3 separate regions of the Homo sapiens genome follow, and regions 1 and 2 are each linked to region 3. A link is an interaction called in ENCODE POLR2A ChIA-PET data of the cell type or tissue named here. Cell type or tissue: OCI-LY7. All regions are shown on one strand.

Region 1 (2,500 bases), 110 kb after region 3:
ATTAGTAGCTTCTGCTATGCAATACCCCACTGAGATGAGAGGCTTTTTTTTGTCCCTGTCTTTTAACCTTTGTGGTATTTTAGAAAGATGAACACTTGAGCCCTCAAGATGCTTATGTCTTTTATTGCATGTAAATGTTTGATTCTGCACGGACAGGCAAGGTCTTACATTGGTAAAGTATATCAGATTAGCTTTAAAAATAACTTTATTACAGTTCCTATCTCTGTCATTTTAGAACTGCTCTCATACTTGCTGTATGTTGTGGATCAGCAAATATAGTCAGCCCTCTACTTGAGCAAAATATTGATGTATCTTCTCAAGATCTGGACAGACGGCCAGAGAGTATGCTGTTTCTAGTCATCATCATGTGTAAGTGTTTACATTAAAAGGCTAGTTAATGCTAAATTGAGGTTTAAAATAATTATAACAGTTGCATCTTACATATCAGGTGAGATGTCATAGTTTGGTTCAGGTAGTTTTCGCGTGTCAGTGAGTTAGTCCCTTGCATCAGCCAGAAATCAGACAAAAAGCAAGACAAGTTAGAAGTGCCAATGGGTGCAGGATTCTTTATCTCAGGACTTTTAAGATCTTTATCCTTAGAGATCCCAGCATTGTTCATTTGATCCAAGTGTAACACCTATGCAGGGATAAAAAAGAGTGTCACATCTTTAATTTTTCTGATTAGTTATTTGGGTCTTGAAATGTCCAGTTTAGCAGAAAGTCTTGTACTGTTTTCTGGGGACTATGTCCTACATACTCCTTGAATTTTTCAAGAACCGAAGGGGTTTACTAAATCCAAGGAAGACAGTCCCTTTTATCAAGTCAGAAGGAGGAGGAAAAAAAAGGACATTGCAATCATTCTGTTGTTTCCATTGATTCTGTTGCTGCATTGTTGCCACTCAAACTGGTCCTGCTGTCTTAAGATGAATCAGTAGATTCAGATCCCTCAAGTCTTCATGGTGATTCATACAGTGACTTTCATGTTTTTTAGTTCCCATACCTATGCTTATATGCTCAGCCATTGTTCCCAGAGGACCAGCCCCCTGCTCTGGCCGCTGGGCATCCTGACTTTATCCGCACACAAAGTGAGCAAATTGACCCTTCCCCACATATTCAGAACCTAATGTGGAACCCACATCTTAGCTAGGAATTAGCTGAGACCTTCATGGTAAGAGATCCTTTGAGGCTGTTGTTGGTCTTTTCTCTGGCAGATATTAGTTGGGCTTGTTCTAAAGGGTGAGAGGGGTTCAAATAATGTGGCAGAAAGAGATCAGTGTTTGTTTCCTTTTTGCTACCAGATCTGTACTGTGAGGCACCTTTATATCCTGTATAGAACCTTGGGCAGTAGAAAGTCCCATATGAACCTTGCCCTGAGCAGTGGCTCCCAGCTGTGGTTGGCCCCTTGAGTGATCTGATTTACATGATAATGAAAATCGTTGAAGCTACTTCCATCTCTAGCTCAAGATTTTAAAATATTTTCAAACTCTAGCTCACAGGAAGCCATTGAAGAGAAATCTCAGAATCTCAAGTAGGTTAGTTGGACTCAACAGAGCCAAGCCTTGTCCATGACGCATCACTAATCATGTGTAAAAGTAGGGCTTTGTGCTTGCTTCGGCGGCACATATCCTAAAATTGGAACAATACGGGGAAAGTTAGCGTGGCTTCTGCATAAGGAGGCAGCACAGATCTTTGAAGCATTCCATATTTTGTGCAGTCACTGGAAGGTCATTTGACTATTTGCTGACTAGCTCTAAGGAAATAGTGTGAATCAAAGCAAAATGGGTGCCACCCAAATATTGAAATTGTGATTTGCGCGGCAAAAAGAGTCATATAAGATGGTCTATGAGATGACTTTGAGCTGAATAACGTGTTTGGTGCAAAATATATTGTTAGTATGTATGTCGAAAATCACAGAATGTCAGCTTGCTACTTCTCCGTGGAAACTAAAAAAAATAAAAGTAGACTTTTGGTCTCCCATGTCAGCTGTAACTGAACATCAATATAAAGCATTATCCTAACAAACATCTGCTGGCTGAGAGTTTGAGTCTGTAGAGAAGGATCGTTGGTCCAAACCAGGTCTTAACATCCATTGGTTTTTCTGCCCTTGGCGTGATTGATCAACTCCGTAATAGTGGACAATCACATTATCTACTTTAATGAGATATTTAGGAATAAATTTAGTTACAAACTATCACATAGTTGAGATGCACTGAATTATAAGCCATAAGGAGTAGGACAACTAAGAAGCAAAATTAGGACTTAATAATATCTTCTGAAAACTACAACGTTTGCATATTAGAACCTATGAACAAAATACGCATTGGGTTTTATTTGGGATTCCAAGATAATTTCGGTCATAAAGTTTAGGAACAAATTATTCCATTGCTTTACTATTTCTCTCAGCTTTTAAAAAATGTTATCTTGTTAAATCTTTGTAACAACCTAGTGAAATAAGGCAGCAAAGTCCTCACTTTGTTGAAGAAGACATTGAGCCTAAGAG
Region 2 (2,500 bases), 640 kb after region 3:
AAAAATCAAGAAGATAAATAAAGCAACAGAAGATACTTTTAAAAACCAAATTGCACTTGTAGAGATACAAATTACAATGCTGGAGATGAAAGCTGCACTGAGTAGATATGAGCATAGATTAATTCGCCATCATGAAAGAAAAGATTCACAAATTTGAGACACTAGTGAACTATGAGCAAACTTCCAGCAGGTAGTATAGAAGTCCCCAAAGAGGTAGGAGGAGAGGCAGAATCAAAAATTTGAGGAAAAATTGGCTAAATATGTTCTAAATTTAACAAAAGCCATAATCCCACAGATCTAAGCTGGGATCTGGTTGATAGAAAAGAAATGAAAATATGATTGTAATTTCTCATACCATCTATGATATGATATAATATTACTTGAAGGTGGATTGTGATGAGGTAAATTCATACATTATAAATCCTAAAGCAACTGCTAAGACAGCAAAGAGTTATACCTAATACCAAATAAACTTATACCAAAAAAGATATGACTAAATCATAAAGAAATGTAAAACTAGATTAATAACTAAAAATGTTATGCATATACAGATATGTAACTAAATCATAAAAATTACTAAACTAGTCTGAAGGAAGCAGAAAAAGGAAAAAAGCAAAGCAAAGAAGATCTGAGACTAATAGAAATCAGACAACTCTAATCATATCAATAATTACATTATAAATTAAACTGGTCTAAAAACCTCTGCTCAAAGGCAGATTATCAGAATGGATAAAAGAGCAAGTCTTATCTGTATAATGAGTATGAGAAATAAACTTTAAATATAAAGACAAAAATTGGTTAAAAGATGAAACAAGATACACCACACTAACACTTTACAAAAGAAGGCTGAGGAAGAGTGGTTGTATTAATACCAAAGTACATTTCATAGCAAAAATATTACCAGCAATAAACAAGGTCACTTTATAGTGACAAATGGTTCAATTAATCAAGAAAACATAACAGTCTTAAATATTTATGAACATAACATAAATGCTTCAAAATACATGATACAAAAATTGATAAACTGCAAAAGAAATGGACAAATTCCCAAGTATAGCCTAAAATTTCTAAACCCCTTACTCAAGTGGTATAATAAGGAGGCAGAAAATTCTGGGAGAATGTTGGCATGTGTACTCACCAGTCTAGACATTTTCCCACTACCTCTGTATGTATGCTGCTTTAGTTACAAAAAGTTAGGTAGGATCTTGGGAGATTTCTTCTTGGATACCAGAATTATCAACCACATCAACAGTATACCTAACAACTAAAATAATTCTTTTGAGCAGATTACCACTGAAGAACTTGTAAGTTAAATCCAGTAGCCTTTTGAGTAATTTTACTGCTTGAAATTCTCACATTTAAAAGAAATTTGCAACATCACTTTCTCAGACTCCTCTCCTACGTTTCTTTAACCACTGCTCAGTCTCCTTTACCAAGTCCTTTGACTCTTGTGAAATGTTGATATTCCCAGGGTTTTGTCAATGGCTTTCTTTTTATTCTACATCTTCTGCCTCATGGATAAGCTCATTGAGATCTATGGCTTTGCCTAATAATTATACTAAAAGTATTCTGAGCCTGCATCTTCAACCAGAGTTCTATCTCCAGCTAGAAATGCATATAATCAAATTACCTACTGAAAGTATCCCTCATGAATGTTTCATTGAACTCAATATGTAAAGAAACTGTTGGTGTGTCCCATGACTGTTTGCACTTCTCTGTTAACCTGACAAATACCTACTCCTTCCCCATGAGCATTGTAAATGCTTGTGCGCAATCTGAAAACTTATGAATGACCTGAGATTTTATCTGTCCCCTAGCTTTTTAAACTCAATTATCACTAAGCCATATTAACTGCACCTCTTTTCTGCCTTTGCTTTATCTTTCCAGTGCCACTGGAAATACAAACTTATTTATTTTATATTTATATTTCCTCGTTAAACGTGGCCCCTTAACTGATGGCTTTCACAGGGAAAAAGAAACCCTACAAATTACTGTTCCTATTTTTTAAGTTAAAAAAGTTAATCAAAATACAATAATGCCAAAGAAGGACCTACATGTTTAAATGTGTAAATTGAGCTTCTGAACTTGATTCATTTTACCCTTGATGGATCAAACTTTCATAATAGATTTATACTAGGCCACAGATTGGTTACAAAAAAAAAAGACTATCACGTGAACTACTACAAAAGCTTAATCTTTCAATCTTTTTACGTAATTATCCTCCATCTATCTTCTATATGAAGGGCCAGAAACTATAGGCCACAGGCCAAATTCAGCTTTCTAAATGGTTTTTTATACAAACTTTTATTGGAGTACAATCATGCCTCTTTGCCCATACATTATCTATGACTCCTTTCACTCTACAATGGCAGAGTTGAATAGCTGTAATAGAGACCACATGGCCCAACATATTCGCTATCTGGCACTTTACAGGAAAAGTTTGCCAATCTCTGCTTTATACCATGACCAGAATGCCCTGATACTCAAATCTAATCTTGTG
Region 3 (2,500 bases):
GGTTTGAATTTCCTCTCTTGGAAAGTTCCTAGAAATTCCTCTGGGCCTCATTCTTTCAGTCGCTGCCCATGAAAGCTTTTACTGAGCAGAGATGCTCTCCCCTTCATCATCTCTAGAGCTCCGCACTTATCCAGCAGTCCACAGTTTAATGCTGCTTTGATCATTTTGCAGTAGTGCAGTGTTTTCTTGACCAAGTGCATTAGGACTGAGGCGTTTTTCTTTAACACTGCAATTGATAGCTAGGTTAAGAATTGAGGCCGGGCGCGGTGGCTCACGCCTGTAATCCCAGCACTTTGGGAGGCCCAGGCGGGTGGATCACGAGGTCACGAGTTCAAGACCAGCTTGGCCAAGATGGTGAAACCTCGTCTCTAGTAGAAAATACAAAAATTAGCCGGGCGTGGTAGCGGGCGCGTGTAATCCCAGCCACTTGGGAGGCTGAGGCAGAGAATTGCTTGCACCCGGGAGGCGGAGGTTGCAGTGAGCTGAGATGGCGCCACTGCACTCCAGCCTGTGCGACAGAGCGCAGAGCGAGACTCCGTCTCAAAAAAAAAAAAGGAAAAGAGAAAGCTGGCCGGGCGCGGTGGCTCACGCCTGTAATCCCAGCACTTTGGGAGGCTGAGGCGGGCTTATCACGAAGTCAGGATATCTAGACCATCCTGGCTAACATGTGAAACCCACTCTACTAAGTAAATACAAAAGACAATTAGCCGGGCGTGGTGGCCGGCGCCTGTAGTCCCAGCTACTCGGGAGGCTGAGGCAGGAGAATGGCGTGAACCCAAGCGGAGCTTGCAGTGAGCCAAGATAGCACCACTGGACTCCAGCCTGGGCGACAGAGTGAGACTCCGTCTCAAAAAAAAAAAAAAAAAAAATTGAAAAAACTTGGGAGATGTTCCTATTGCCAAGTGGCAGAGAGGCAGAGATTCCTGTCTCCTCTCACTCTACAACTGCCTACATGGCCTCTTTACACCCAGCCTCTCTTCCTCCACAGACTGCCAGGTGCCACCCCAGTGCCGTTACTTGTGCAGTGGGCAGAGCTGGGCCAGGAAAACTGTAACTAGGCCACCAGTGGGACTTGGCAGACTTCCTGTCTGTGAAGTCTAGGTCTGAGCATTTTTTATTTTTGACCTGGGTGAGCTGAGAGGTAGGAATCTGGAAAGCTGATCTTAGTTTTCTTTCCTTTTTTTCTTCCATTTTTTGAGACAGAGTTTCCCTCTGTCACCCCGGCTGGAGTGCAATGGTGTGATCTTTGCTCACTGCAACCTCCACCTCCTGGGCTCAAGCATTTCTCATGCCTCAGCCTCCCGAGTCGCTGGGACTACAGGTGCCCGCCACCACACCCAGCTAATTTTTGTATTTTTAGTAGAGATGGGGTTTTGCCTTGTTGGCTACACTGGTCTCGAACTCCTGGCCTCAAGTGATCTGCCCACCGTGGCCTCCCAAAGTGCTGGGATTACAGGTGTGAGCCATGGCGCCCGGCCTTTGATCCTAGTTTTCTGATGGCTTATTCAAAGGCTCCCTTGGCAGAGCTTGCTCTTCCCCTCCGTTCATTGCATAGTGCACGGGTAATATGGAGGGGATTTGCCCCTGTCTCAGTTTTGTGAGGCGGTCTTTGTATTGGAATCTTGGTTCTGCCACTTACTAGCTGGGTGGGGGTAAGTGAGTTATCCCATTTCTGCCTCTCCTTCATCATCTGTACTGACTTGCAGTCATAGTACATCTGTACCCATCGGGTTGTTGTGAGGTTGGTTTTTCTATTCTTGTATGACAAACTTAGCAGTTTAAACCAGCACCCATTTATTATCTCATAGTTATGTGTGCAGAAGTCCAGGCAAGCTCAGCTGTGCATTACAAGATTAAAACCAAGGTGTTGGCAGCTTTGCTCTTATCTGAAAACTCCAGGGAAGAAGCTGCTTCCAGGTTTATTTAGGTTGCTGGCAGAATCCAGTTCCTTGGAGTTGTAGAACTAAGGTCTTTGTTTCCTTGCTGGCTGTCAGCTGGGGACTACTCTGTAACTTAAGGTCCCCTAACTTAGGACTCTAATTGGATGTGCAAAATGCCATCACAGCAGTACCTAGATGAGTATTTGATTGAACAAACAGGGGTCGGGAATCTCGGGCTGCTATCTTTAGAATTCTGCCTACCACTGAGGATTAAATGAGGAGATATATAGAGAGCATTTAGAGTGAGTCCTGGTATATAACAAATGCTGTACAAGCATTACCAGGGATTCAGTACCACAAACTTGGCTCTGAAGCTGGCCACTATGGGCTGCAGGAGAACAGTGTTTCTTTTTTTTTTTTGAGACAGAGTCTTGCTCAGCCTTCTAGGCTGGAGTGTAGTGGCGTGATCTCAGCTCACTGCAACCACCTTCTCCTGGGTTCAAGTGATTCTCGGGTCTCAGCCTCCTGAGTAGCTGGGATTATAGGCACCCACCATCATGTCCGGCTAATTTTTGTATTTTGGTAGAGACGGGGTTTTACCATGTTGGCCAGGCTGGTCT

What was found. ChIA-PET counts read pairs that join two places held together with the same protein. Peaks named below come from ENCODE experiments on the same cell type or tissue, not always from the same donor. Only the 100,000 strongest peaks of a DNase experiment are listed, where the experiment ranks them.
Region 1: POLR2A ChIA-PET joins it to region 3 with 11 read pairs; 2 of 35 experiments call an interaction of 5 or more read pairs at or near these places.
Region 2: POLR2A ChIA-PET joins it to region 3 with 10 read pairs; 2 of 35 experiments call an interaction of 5 or more read pairs at or near these places.

Annotation. Positions count from the first base shown.
Region 1 is chr2:131,601,188-131,603,687 of GRCh38, forward strand. It overlaps the pseudogene POTEKP and the pseudogene RNU6-617P. Among named protein-coding and RNA genes, the nearest start is that of LINC01087, 35 kb to the right of the region's middle. In OCI-LY7, no CTCF peak of the experiment used is centred here; a DNase peak (open chromatin) is centred at 1,464; H3K4me3 peaks cover 1,477 bases; H3K27ac peaks cover 2,413 bases.
Region 2 is chr2:132,135,905-132,138,404 of GRCh38, forward strand. No RefSeq gene overlaps it. Among named protein-coding and RNA genes, the nearest start is that of ANKRD30BL, 25 kb to the right of the region's middle. In OCI-LY7, no CTCF peak of the experiment used is centred here; no DNase peak of the experiment used is centred here.
Region 3 is chr2:131,493,851-131,496,350 of GRCh38, forward strand. It overlaps the pseudogene SMPD4BP. Among named protein-coding and RNA genes, the nearest start is that of MZT2A, 2.7 kb to the left of the region's middle. In OCI-LY7, CTCF peaks have their summits at 406 and 607; no DNase peak of the experiment used is centred here; H3K4me3 peaks cover 1,918 bases; H3K27ac peaks cover 1,095 bases.